Regions from separate parts of the Homo sapiens genome. Here region 1 is linked to region 2. The links are chromatin contacts, found by Hi-C in ENCODE. All regions are on one chromosome and are shown on one strand. The core of a region is the stretch at or near the end of the contact, and the rest is flanking DNA. Distances in the headings are between cores, read along the strand shown. Region 1 overlaps WIPI2 (WD repeat domain, phosphoinositide interacting 2). Region 2 holds the start of RBAK (RB associated KRAB zinc finger).

Region 1 (5,001 bases), core at 2,502-5,001, 190 kb after region 2:
ACTAGGCTTGCCGCTCTGTGCGGGGGTCCATTTCCAGACGGGCTCCCGTTCTGTTTTTGTGGATAGTCTGCGGTATTAATGAAAGACGTTAAGTCAAACCTCGTGAGTGTGCCGTAGTTAACCCTTTGGGGCCACAGAAACCGCACTTGCCGAGTCTCAGGCATCCGTCCGGCTCCAGGGTCTGGCCTCAGAACACACACAGGGCCTGTGGAGGTTCTGTGCTGCGTGCGGGAAAGATTGTCATTACACCCAGTGATGGCAGGGCTTTGGGCTTCCGTGCGTCTTTAAACATCATTTTCCAGTTTTGTTATCTGACTAGCATCCTGGAAAACTTCTCTGACGATGACTACCTATAATAATCCCAGAAGCCACAAAACTGGTTTCATCCCGCTCTCGTCTCCCGTGGGCTTCAGGGCTCAGCACACGAGTGCAGCCTTGGCCGTGTGAGCCGAGGTCAGTGGGGCGCCAGACACCTGCAGCTGCCCTTGTGCTCATCTTGCTGGGGTCTCTTTCCTCGCCTGCCAAAAGTGAGGCCGCCATGTAGTAAGACCGTTTCTGTGACAGTTGTCTAGAATTTGGCTGCTCTTTATTCTCCCTAGAATTCAGAAGATCCCGCGGTTGTTGGTGGGTGCCGCCGACGGGTACCTGTACATGTACAACCTGGACCCCCAGGAGGGCGGCGAGTGTGCCCTGATGAAGCAGCACCGGTGAGTCTGCTCCGGCCGCTTCACGGAGCTGCTCCGTGCTGGCGGGGGGCTTTCGGGGCACCTGGCGAACGTTTGTTTATTTCCTTGCAAACCAGTGACATAGAGGGGCAGATTCCAGCACAGCGGCCCATGCCGCGCAGGTCGGGAGCTTCGCTTTCCCAGGTGAAATCAATGCCGCCGCAAGACAGGGAGCCCCGGGCTGCGGCTGGTGGCGTCAGGGCTCCCTCAGGGACTGGGCACAGAGGCGACGCAGGGGTGGCGGGAGCCGCATTTGTTCTTAGGTGGGGGAGAGGTGCTGGGAGGCCAGGCCTTCCTCCCCAGGGTGGAGTTTCGCATTTGGAAAGGAAGGGCGCAGCGTGGTGGCCTCCACAATTCAGTGCACGTGGCTGAGAGCCTCTTGTCTCACTGTGAGGTACAGGTTTGTTCTTGGAAAACAGGGAGTTAACATTTGTTCATTGGGAAGTAATGCATTTTCATTCTGTCTTACATGTTTTTTAATGATCAAAAAGTTCTAACAACATATAATTTTTTATTTTAGAGATAGGGTCTCACCCTCGCCCAGGCTGGAGAGCAGTGGTGCAGTCACAGCTCACTGCAGCCTTGACCTCCCAGGTTCAAGGGATCCTTCCACCTCAGCCTCCCTAGTAGCTGGGACTACAGGCACACAGCACATCCAGCTAATTACTTTCTTGTGCAGGGTCTTGCTAGGTTGTCCAGGCTGGTCTGGAACTCCTAGGCTCAAGTGAGCCTCCTGCCTTGGCCTCCCCAAGTGTTGGGGTAACAGGAGTGAGCCGCTGCACCTAGCTTTTTGTGTGTGTGTGTGAAATGGAGTCTCACTCTGTCACCCAGGCTGGAGTACAGTGGCGCGATCTCGGCTCACTGCAATCTCCGCCTCCCAGGTTCAAGCGATTCTCCTGCCTCAGCCTCCCGAGTAGCTGGGATGACAGGTGCATGCCACCATGCCCTGCTAATTTTTTGTATTTTTAGTAGAGACGGGGTTTCACTGTGTTAGCCAGGATGGTCTCCGTCTCCTGACCTCGTGATCCGCCCGCCTCAGCCTCCCAAAGTGCTGGGATTACAGGCGTGAGCCACTGCACCCGGGCTAGCCTGACTTTTTTTGTAAATAGTGAATCCTCGTTATTAGTTAGTTCTTCCATTGTAAAAGTGAAATATTGTCTTGTTAGGTATAACTCCCTCTTTAGACTTTCCATGTAAAACTCTTCATGTAAAAACGTGTGCAGATAGACGAGATTAAAGTTGCCACGGCGTGATGAATGCCTGGCGTCCTGTGTGGTGAGTGGTGTGCTGGCTCTGTTGCCGCAGGGCAGCCAGTGTGTACTGCCCGCAGGGCTGCCCTGTGTGGAGACGCTGAGCTGTGTCGCTTTCTTCCCTCCAGGCTGGACGGCAGTCTGGAAACGACCAATGAGATCTTGGACTCTGCCTCTCACGACTGCCCCTTAGTCACTCAGACATACGGCGCAGCTGCAGGAAAAGGTACTTACGTGCCTTCATCCCCAACGAGACTTGGTAAGGGGCGTGACGCAAACCTGGAAGGTAATTAGCCCCACAGCCCCGAGTGCTACTGCCTTCTGCTGGCTCCGGAGCCACCCCACCAGCTCCTCACTGGGAAAGATGGGGACTGGTTCTGAGAACATAAGCGAGGTTGGTAAATGGGTGTTCCCAAGGCCTCTCTCAAGGCTGAATTCAGTTTCGTTTCCTTTTTTTTTTTTTTTTTTAAAGGAGAGATGGGGTTTCCCTATGTTGCCCAGGGTGGTCTCAAACTCCTCCTGGGCTCAAGTGATTCTCCCGCCTCAGCCTCCCACAGTGCTGGGATTATAGGCATGAGCCACCGTACCAGGCTCATTTTCTCCGTTTTTAAAGAAAATGTCATCCTGGCTCAGGTGACTCTGGGGTCACGTGACTTGGGCCCAGACTGGCCACCTCTCAGCCAAGATACCACCCTGAAAAGTACTGCCAAGGGTTTTGCCTCAGTCTTTTCCCTCCCACCTTTTTCGTCCTTCAGCAAATCTGCATCGAGTACTGCCTTCATGCTGGGCCTGTGAAGTGCAGAAGCTGTAGGGGAATGAGGCCAATGGGCTCCCCTCCGGCGGCAGCACTAAGACCCATGCATGAGATCCTCCAGCCACAGCCTTGGCTATGTGAGCCACCTTCTTAAAAAAGCCAACTCGCACTCCAGTGGGAGAGCCTGTGGTTTTGCACCCACGCAGGGCTGTGCCTGCTCGCTGCCACTCCCATCTGTGAACCGGCACTTCCAGTTCATGAGCCCACCCTGAGAGTCTCCTAGTGTCATTTTTTTTCCTGGTGTTATTTTTGAGCTCTTAACCAGCTTGAGAGAGTTTGTGGCCCGTCCATGAGGGAGCCTCTGTTTACTGTGCAGGCATCATTTTGACATTTATGAATGTCAGAGAACAAATGACTTCATCTCGAGCTGCCTAAGGCTGCAAAGAGTTCATTAGAAAGCAATCAGAATTCAGAACGTCTTAGTACAGGCTTCAGTTTATAAATATACACCAGTGTTTCCAAAACACAGTCCTCAGTGTGTGTCATGGGGTCTGTGGTGTGTCCCCAGCCTTTGAAGGGTGACTTCGTCGTCTCTTTGCAGCCTACACAGACGACCTGGGTGCTGTGGGTGGCGCCTGCCTGGAGGACGAGGCCAGCGCCCTGCGCCTGGATGAGGACAGCGAGCACCCGCCCATGATTCTTCGGACTGACTGAACTTGACCTGTGACCTCTGACCCGGGGAGCAGAGAACACTGGCTTCACAGAGGACTTTGTGCATTGCTGCTATGAACTTTGACCTGAGTCGGGGGAGAGGATGGCAGAGACTTTATTAAAAAAAAAAAAAGATTGTAGTGGTAGTCTAACTCCATAACGCTGAGGAAATACATCATTTTCACTTCAGTGGCTTTTAAATCCTGCTTATGAATTTTAGCTTTTTGTTTGTTTGTTTTCTCTTTTTGCCAAAATTAACTGTTTGGTGAAGCCCGCAAAACCTCCTCGCTTTGCATGCATGAACGTGCCAAGCCAGCATAGGGGAGCTAGAAGCCACTTTCCAGCCACCTGCCGTTGGGTTTTTTCATATCTGTACATAATGCCGAGTGCGTAAGGAAACCGTGGCGTCGCGCACAGTGGGTCTGCTTGTCAAGGCCAGTTCTGCAGTGACAGGCCCAGGGGCTGCCCACCAGGTGTGCTGGGCAGACTTCAGCTGGGACAGAAGTCCGATCTCCCTAGGGCCCCACCTGGACCATTTTCCCTCCGTTTTATTTTGTTAATTAAATTCTTTCCAAATTGGATCGCTCTGGGATTTCTTCCATGGTGGACTTTTGTTTCTGATCTTGTTTTCCCTGTGGATATTGGAGGACAGCGAGGTTCTTTCTGATACTAAAAACCTTTCTTTCAGGCAGCAAATGAACTTGAAAGGTTGCCTGGACTCGCTGGAGCAAAGGAAAGCGATTTTGTTTGTATAATTAAATGATCTGTTCTTCTACTTCACTCTTCCTGTTGAAAAACTGTGTGATTTTTTTTTTTTTTTAAGTAAAGTTTGTAGCTCCTCCCATGCCCAGGAAAGCACAGAACTCAAGTGTGGTGGCCGTCTGAGCTGTCCTTTCGCTGGCCCCGCTGTCCGCAGGGGCTTCCTACCTGTGTGAGAGGTCGTAGCGGGAGACAGCAACAGAGAGTAGGCGGCTGGGCCACGTCCTTCACAGGGCGTCATGTGCCTTTCTATTTTCATCTTAGAAAATTTCCTCAGCAAACCGATGAGAGATTGTGGTTGCAAGCTTCAGTATTTGCCTCGCTTCCCTTCCCTTTTCATATTTACAGAATTAAAACAACCTCAAGTACCTCAGACTCTGCATTCCAAACCAAGGCACCCAGCAGCCAAAGTGTCGAGGGCATTTAAGTGGCATTAATGGCAGGAGAGATGGTTTTAGAATCTATGGAGTGGTGGAAGTTACGGATAGAAGGGAAAAGGCAAAAACTATTTACCCTGCCTTTGCAGGCTGGGGTTTTTGAACCGAGGAAGGCTGGGACGCCTGTTTCCAGATGGTTGTCATGGTCACGCTGGGCGAAGAGCTGGAGGGGAGTTGTCCCCTCAGCTGAGCGGCTGCGGTGAAATGCCCCAGTGTTCCTGGGTTGGCTTTACGGCAAACTAAATGCAGGGGACGCTGGAGTCCGACTCACCTACACCGGCTTCCTCCCAGCCGCTGGTGTGCGGCACACACAACATCTGCATTAGGCAGAGGTGCAAGTGGGCTGATTGAACTTTTCCTTCAAA
Region 2 (5,438 bases), core at 942-3,441:
CCTTACCAGTTTTTATGAAACAACTGGGCAAGAACACTAAGAACACTGTTAGAGTTCACCAAAAAATTGTGATGAATCATTGTCCTTATGATCCCATTTTTGAAAACTGACATTTTAATTGTAAAGCAAAAATAAAATTCTAAGCCCCCACAACTGACTGAATGGACTCCCCTGTCGGCCAGCAAGATCCAAAATAAACATGAAAAACTAATTCAGGTCATGATGGGAAGGAGGGGGTCGGACATGCCTTGTCATACTCTCCTCCCTTCAGAGTTTAGGCACAGCTGACCAACATTAACACTAGAATACAGATCATAAGACTGACAGAACAGGCTCTTTGTATCAGTAAGATACCCAACTCCATCCAGACTCTGATATAGCATCACATGACAGATAGCAGTCCCTGAAGGAAATCATAGTATTTTATCCCATAATATATTTTCTTTGACACACTTTAAAATAGTCCTGCAAAGCCATCTCTTTGGGGGAAATTTGCATTCTGTAGAGAATCTCCTTCCCTTACAGAAAAGAAGTCTTTTCTGGAGATTCTGACACCTTTTAAGATCCAATAAGAGATATTTATCATCTATTCTCTCTGAAGCCTGTTCTGAGGCTTCATCTACATAACAAGAACCTTGGTTTCCACAATGCCCCTTATCTTAACTCAAGCTTTTCTTTTCTTTCCCTCCCTCTTTCTTTTCCTTCCTTCCCTCCTTCCTCTCTCTCTTTTCCTCCCTCTCTTTCTCTCTTTCTTTTCTTCTCTGTTGCCCAAGCTGGAGTGCAGTGGCACCATCATGGCTCACTGTAGCCTCAACTTCCCAGGCTCAAGCAATCCTCCCATCTCAGCCTCCTGAGTAGCTGGGACTACAGGCATGCACCACCACACCTGGATAATTTTTTTTTTTGTAGAGGTGGGGGTCTCGCTGTGTTGCCCAGGCTGTCCTTCAACTCCTGGCCTCAAGGGATCCTCCCAGCTCACCCTCCCAAAATGCTGGGATCACAGGCATGAGCCACCGCAATGGCCCATTTCTTCATGTCGTTTTCCAACTGTTCAGCCAACGCTTAACTCTGAACCAACTGCCAATCTTTGAATCTGCTAGTGACCTGAAAGCCTTTCCAGGCTGACCCAATGTGTACCTCTCATGTATTGATTTATGTCTTTGCCTGTAACTGCTGTCTCCCTAAGATGTATAAAACCAAGCTGTAACCCAACCACTTTGGGCTCACGTTCTCAGGACCCCCTGAGGCTGTGTCACCAGCCATGGTCACTCAAGTAGGAGGCCCAGAATAAAACTCTTGACAGACTTTGAGTCTTTTTGGTCAACATAACCTAACCCTAAACATAATCCTCCTGGGGAAGGTGAGATCACAGGTATCTCTTTTCTTCGTTCGATCTGTGTATTTCCTGATTTCTCTACAGTTTTTAGGCATTCGCTGTGTGATCTAGAAAAGCTACAGAGTCTCGCTCCGTCGCCAGGCTGGAGTCCAGGGGCGCGATCTCGGCTCACTGCAACCTCCACCTCCCGAGTTCAAACTATTCTCCTGCCTCAGCCCCCGAGTAGCTGGGATTACAGGCACACGCCACTACTCCCAGCTAATTTTTGTATTTTTGGTAGAGAAGGGATTTCACCATGTTGGCCAGGATGGTCTCTATCTCTTGACCTCGCGATCCGCCCGCCTCGGCCTCCCAAAGTGCTGGGATTTATAGGCGTGAGCCACCGCGCCCAGCCACAAATTCTATTTTCTTTCTCTTCCTTGGAAAGCATCGCTGGGCATTTATCCTGTCCTAGTATTTGAGTGAAACTTCTCTTAGCATTTCAGCGCAGTGACCACGATACACCCTTTCCTTTCCTTCTCTTTATGGGAAACTCGGTTCTAACCCAGAGGCCTTGGGCTCCAGGACCCAGTCAGGCAGCCCTGGACTTGACCCTAAAAGGGAGTAAAGACAAATGCGAAGTTCAATCAGGGGTTCAGAGCTCCCAAAGCTCATAGCCTGGAGCTTCTTAACCTTTAGGCAGGGTAGAGACATTTAAAACGGCCCCTAAACTTGGGGGGCGCGTAGGCTCATGGGAAATAGAGTAGGGTGCTTGTCCTGGGACCAGCTGTGGGCCCCGGAGGCTGACTTCCGGTGCACTCCTGCGCGTGTGCACCTCTCTCTGTGTGCGTGTTCGCGCATGCGCGCCGCCGCTGCACTGCCCTCGCTTCCTGTGCGTCCTCAGGTCACCGCTTGCTCTAGTTCCCAGGCTTTGGCCTCCAGTGGACGAGAATCGCGGAGCCTGCGGGGCTGGAGGTTGAGCGCCCGGGCCAGCACCTAGGCGGGCGCGGGGGTGTGCAGGCCAGGGTTCGCGCGGGCCGGGTGGAGGCTTGAGCGGGGACCCCCGAGCTTGAGCCCCGGAGCCGGCGGCGCTGGGGCCAGAGGGGCCGGACGGGAGGTGGCGGAGGTGGCGGCGGAGGCGAAGGGGCGGCGGGACGCGGGCCTGGCCCGTGTGTGTCCTGGCGGCCTGGCCCAGGCTGCCGCTGTACGGTGAGCCCGAGGGAGGCGGATCTGGGTCCCGGGAAGGACACCCGCCTGGATTTGCCCCTTAGGCCCGGCCCGGGCCCCTCGGGAGCAGAACAACCTTAGTGAGGTGGACAGGAGGGGACCTCGCGAGCAGACGCGCGCCAGCGACAGCAGCCCCGCCCCGGCCTCTCGGGAGCCGTGGGGCAGAGGCTGCGGAGCCCCAGAAGGGTAGGTCTTGGGTTTTCGGGCCCGGAGCGAGAAGGGCCTGAGTGAAGTCACCGTGTGTTGGGGACCTTAGAGTGTGGGGCAGGGGGAGGGTCTCGATCGCTTGCAGGAGAGACGTGTGTTTGGGTTTGAGGGCAGGGTCCGGCTGCACCGAACAGGCGCTGCATGGGAAATCTGGGAGGACGAGGCTTATGGGGGCCTGGAGGGTGTCACCAGCCTCAGCTGCGGACGTCGTCTCCACTCCCCGCTAACCCCTAACAGCCCTTCCTCCTCCTTTCCGTGCTCCAGATTTCGACCTCCTCTAAACGTCCGTCAGCGCCTCTGTTCTCTCATTTAAGTGTCTGCTGATTCCCCCCTTAGATCTGCCCTGGAGACTGGTAGTAATGCAGGAACAGTCTGCAGGGATTCTCTCTTGCTGCCTCAGTTGCTAGGGGAAGAGACTGGGCCTTAGCAGGTGGGTGACTTGACCGGGTCACTGGCTTTGTGGGTAGAGTTGCTCATAGTAGAACTCAGGAGTCTTATCTCCCAGGCCAGTGTTCTTTCTCCCGTATCCTAGTTTTCTTAATAGAAGATTATTAGGTGCAGCAATAACCAAGTTCAGTTAGATAATTTAGAAACAAAACCATATTTTATACACATTCATTTCATTTCTGAGAGCTCACATACTCAATTCCTATGGCTTCTTTGATTTTAAGCAGTTTAAAGAGACAATAAGAAAATGCGGGCCGGATGCAGTGGCTCACACCTGTAATCCCAGCACTTTGCGGGGGCTAAGGCAAGAGTATCCCTTGAGACCAGGAGTTAGAGACCAGCCTAGGCAACATAGGGAGACCCTGACTCTACAAAAAATACAAAAGTAGCCAGGCATGCTGGGATGCACCTGTGGTCCCAGCTACTCAGGAGGCTGAGGTGGGAGGATCAATGGAGGCCAGGAGGTCGAGGCTGCAGTGAGCTGTGAATGCACCACTGCACTCCAGCCTGGGTGGCAGATTGAGACCCTGTCTCAACAAACAGACAAACCACAAAAAACATGAGCTGTATAATGGGAATTTTTTTTTTCTTTTTGCAGGTTGTATTTGATGATGGCAGACTATTTGTAAAAGGAGTCATGTTACCCATGAGAGTCTCACTCATCTGATTACTACCTGATTATCTTAGAGTTACAAAGTTACAAGTGCATGCTTCGCCTATCACTCTTTTTCACTCTCTTTTTTTTTTTTTTTTTTTTTTTTTTGAGACAGTGTCTCTCACCCAGTCTGGAGTGCAGCAGTGTGGTCTCGGCTCACTGCAACCTCCACCTCCCAGGTTCAAAGGATTCTTGTGCCTCAGCCTCCTGAGTAGCTGGGACTACAGGCATGTGACACTATGCCTGGCTAATTTTTTTGTTATTTTTAAGTAGAGATGGGGTTTCGCCATATTGGCCAAGGAAGGCGGATCACTTGAGGCCAGAATTCGAGACCAGCCTGGCCAACATGGCGAAACCCTGTATCACTCTTTTAGGCCCTTCTGAGTGTTTGCAGGCTGAGTGTTCACAGGGTGTTAGCCTATTGAGCTTTCTTTTGTGGTTCTTACGCAGGAGATTCCTGCCTTTGCAGGCCAGAGCACTCATGACTTCAGTGACCTGCTTCTCCCCCTCTAGGTCTACCAGCCACAGTCTCTGCACGTTTCCAAGAGCAGCAGAAAATGAACACATTGCAGGTGAGTTTTCATGCTTGTGTATATGTTCCTCAACTTTATTTTATGATGCATTTTAAGAGGTTTGTAAGGATTCTTACCTTTTTTTTTTTCTTTTTTTTTGAGATGGAGTCTTGCTCTGTTGCCCAGGCTGGAGTGCAGTGGCATGATCTCGCTTCACTGCAACCTCCACCTCCTGGGTTCAAGCGATTCTCCTGCCTCAGCCTCCCGAGTAGCTGGGATTACAGGCGTGCGCCACCATGCCCAACTAATTTTTTGTATTTTTAGAAGAGACAGGGTTTCACCATGTTGGCCAGGCTGGTCTCAAACTCCTGACCTCAGGTGATCCTCCTGCCTCAGCCTCCCAAAGTGCTGGGATTACAGGCATGAGCCACCGCGCCCAGCCAGGATTCATACTTTAAAATGGGAATGTGGAAATAGACATTGTCCTGTAAAATATAGTTAGTGTGGCAGATCAGCACCAAAAATGATTTGTGAAGCTTGTATGTGTGGATAGTAGATTTTAAGGCTGTTGAAATTGAGCCGCACCCAGGACTGATATTCTTGGCAGTCATCACAAAAGGAAAATGCCATCTGTATTAGTCCATTCTCACACTGCTATAGAGAAATAACCAAGACTGGGTCATTTATAAAGAAAAGAGGTTTAATTGGCTCACGCCTGCAGGCTCTATCATAGGAAGCATGGCTGGGGAGGCTTCAGGAAACTTACAGTCATGGTGGAAGGCAAAGGGAAAGCGGGTACATCTTCCATCACCAGAGCAGGAGGAAGAGGGAGGGGGAGGCGCTACACACTTTTAAACAACCACGTCTTGTGATAAGTCACTGAGTGTCAGGAGAACAGCACCAAAAGGGAAATTGCCCCCATGATCCAATCACCTCCCACCAGGCCCCACCTCCAACATTGGGGATTACAATTGAACATGAGATTTGGTTGGCGACACAAAGCGAAACCATATCACCATCCATGACATCATTTGCATTCATTATAAGGAGAAACCAACTTTGTTACTTGTGGATT

What was found. Hi-C counts contacts between places; a loop is a spot of excess contacts on that map. Pooled maps may share reads with other maps.
Region 1: a map with no recorded cell type shows a loop between it and region 2 (17-fold over the local background). The contact joins the enhancer-like site here to the promoter of RBAK in region 2. A Hi-C loop is called at or near these places in 6 of 37 single-sample maps with no recorded cell type and 5 of 50 pooled maps.

The regions. Positions count from the first base shown.
Region 1 is chr7:5,227,505-5,232,505 of GRCh38, forward strand. It overlaps WIPI2 (WD repeat domain, phosphoinositide interacting 2), which reads left to right. Exons shown (of 13, transcript NM_015610.4): 11 at 600-707; 12 at 2,104-2,234; 13 at 3,331-5,001. The coding sequence ends at 3,443. Among named protein-coding and RNA genes, the nearest start is that of WIPI2, 40 kb to the left of the region's middle. RefSeq lists an enhancer at 4,453-4,602. Within about 2 kb of position 3,752, at least 10 of the 41 ENCODE cell types and tissues checked have a DNase peak (open chromatin) inside an H3K27ac peak, as active enhancers do.
Region 2 is chr7:5,043,669-5,049,106 of GRCh38, forward strand. RBAK (RB associated KRAB zinc finger) reads left to right here and starts at 2,192. Exons shown (of 5, transcript NM_021163.4): 1 at 2,192-2,728; 2 at 4,365-4,423. The coding sequence starts at 4,409. It overlaps RBAK-RBAKDN (RBAK-RBAKDN readthrough), which reads left to right and starts at 2,192. Exons shown (of 6, transcript NM_001204513.3): 1 at 2,192-2,290; 2 at 4,365-4,423. The coding sequence starts at 4,409. RefSeq lists a silencer at 2,332-2,541 and an enhancer at 2,692-2,801.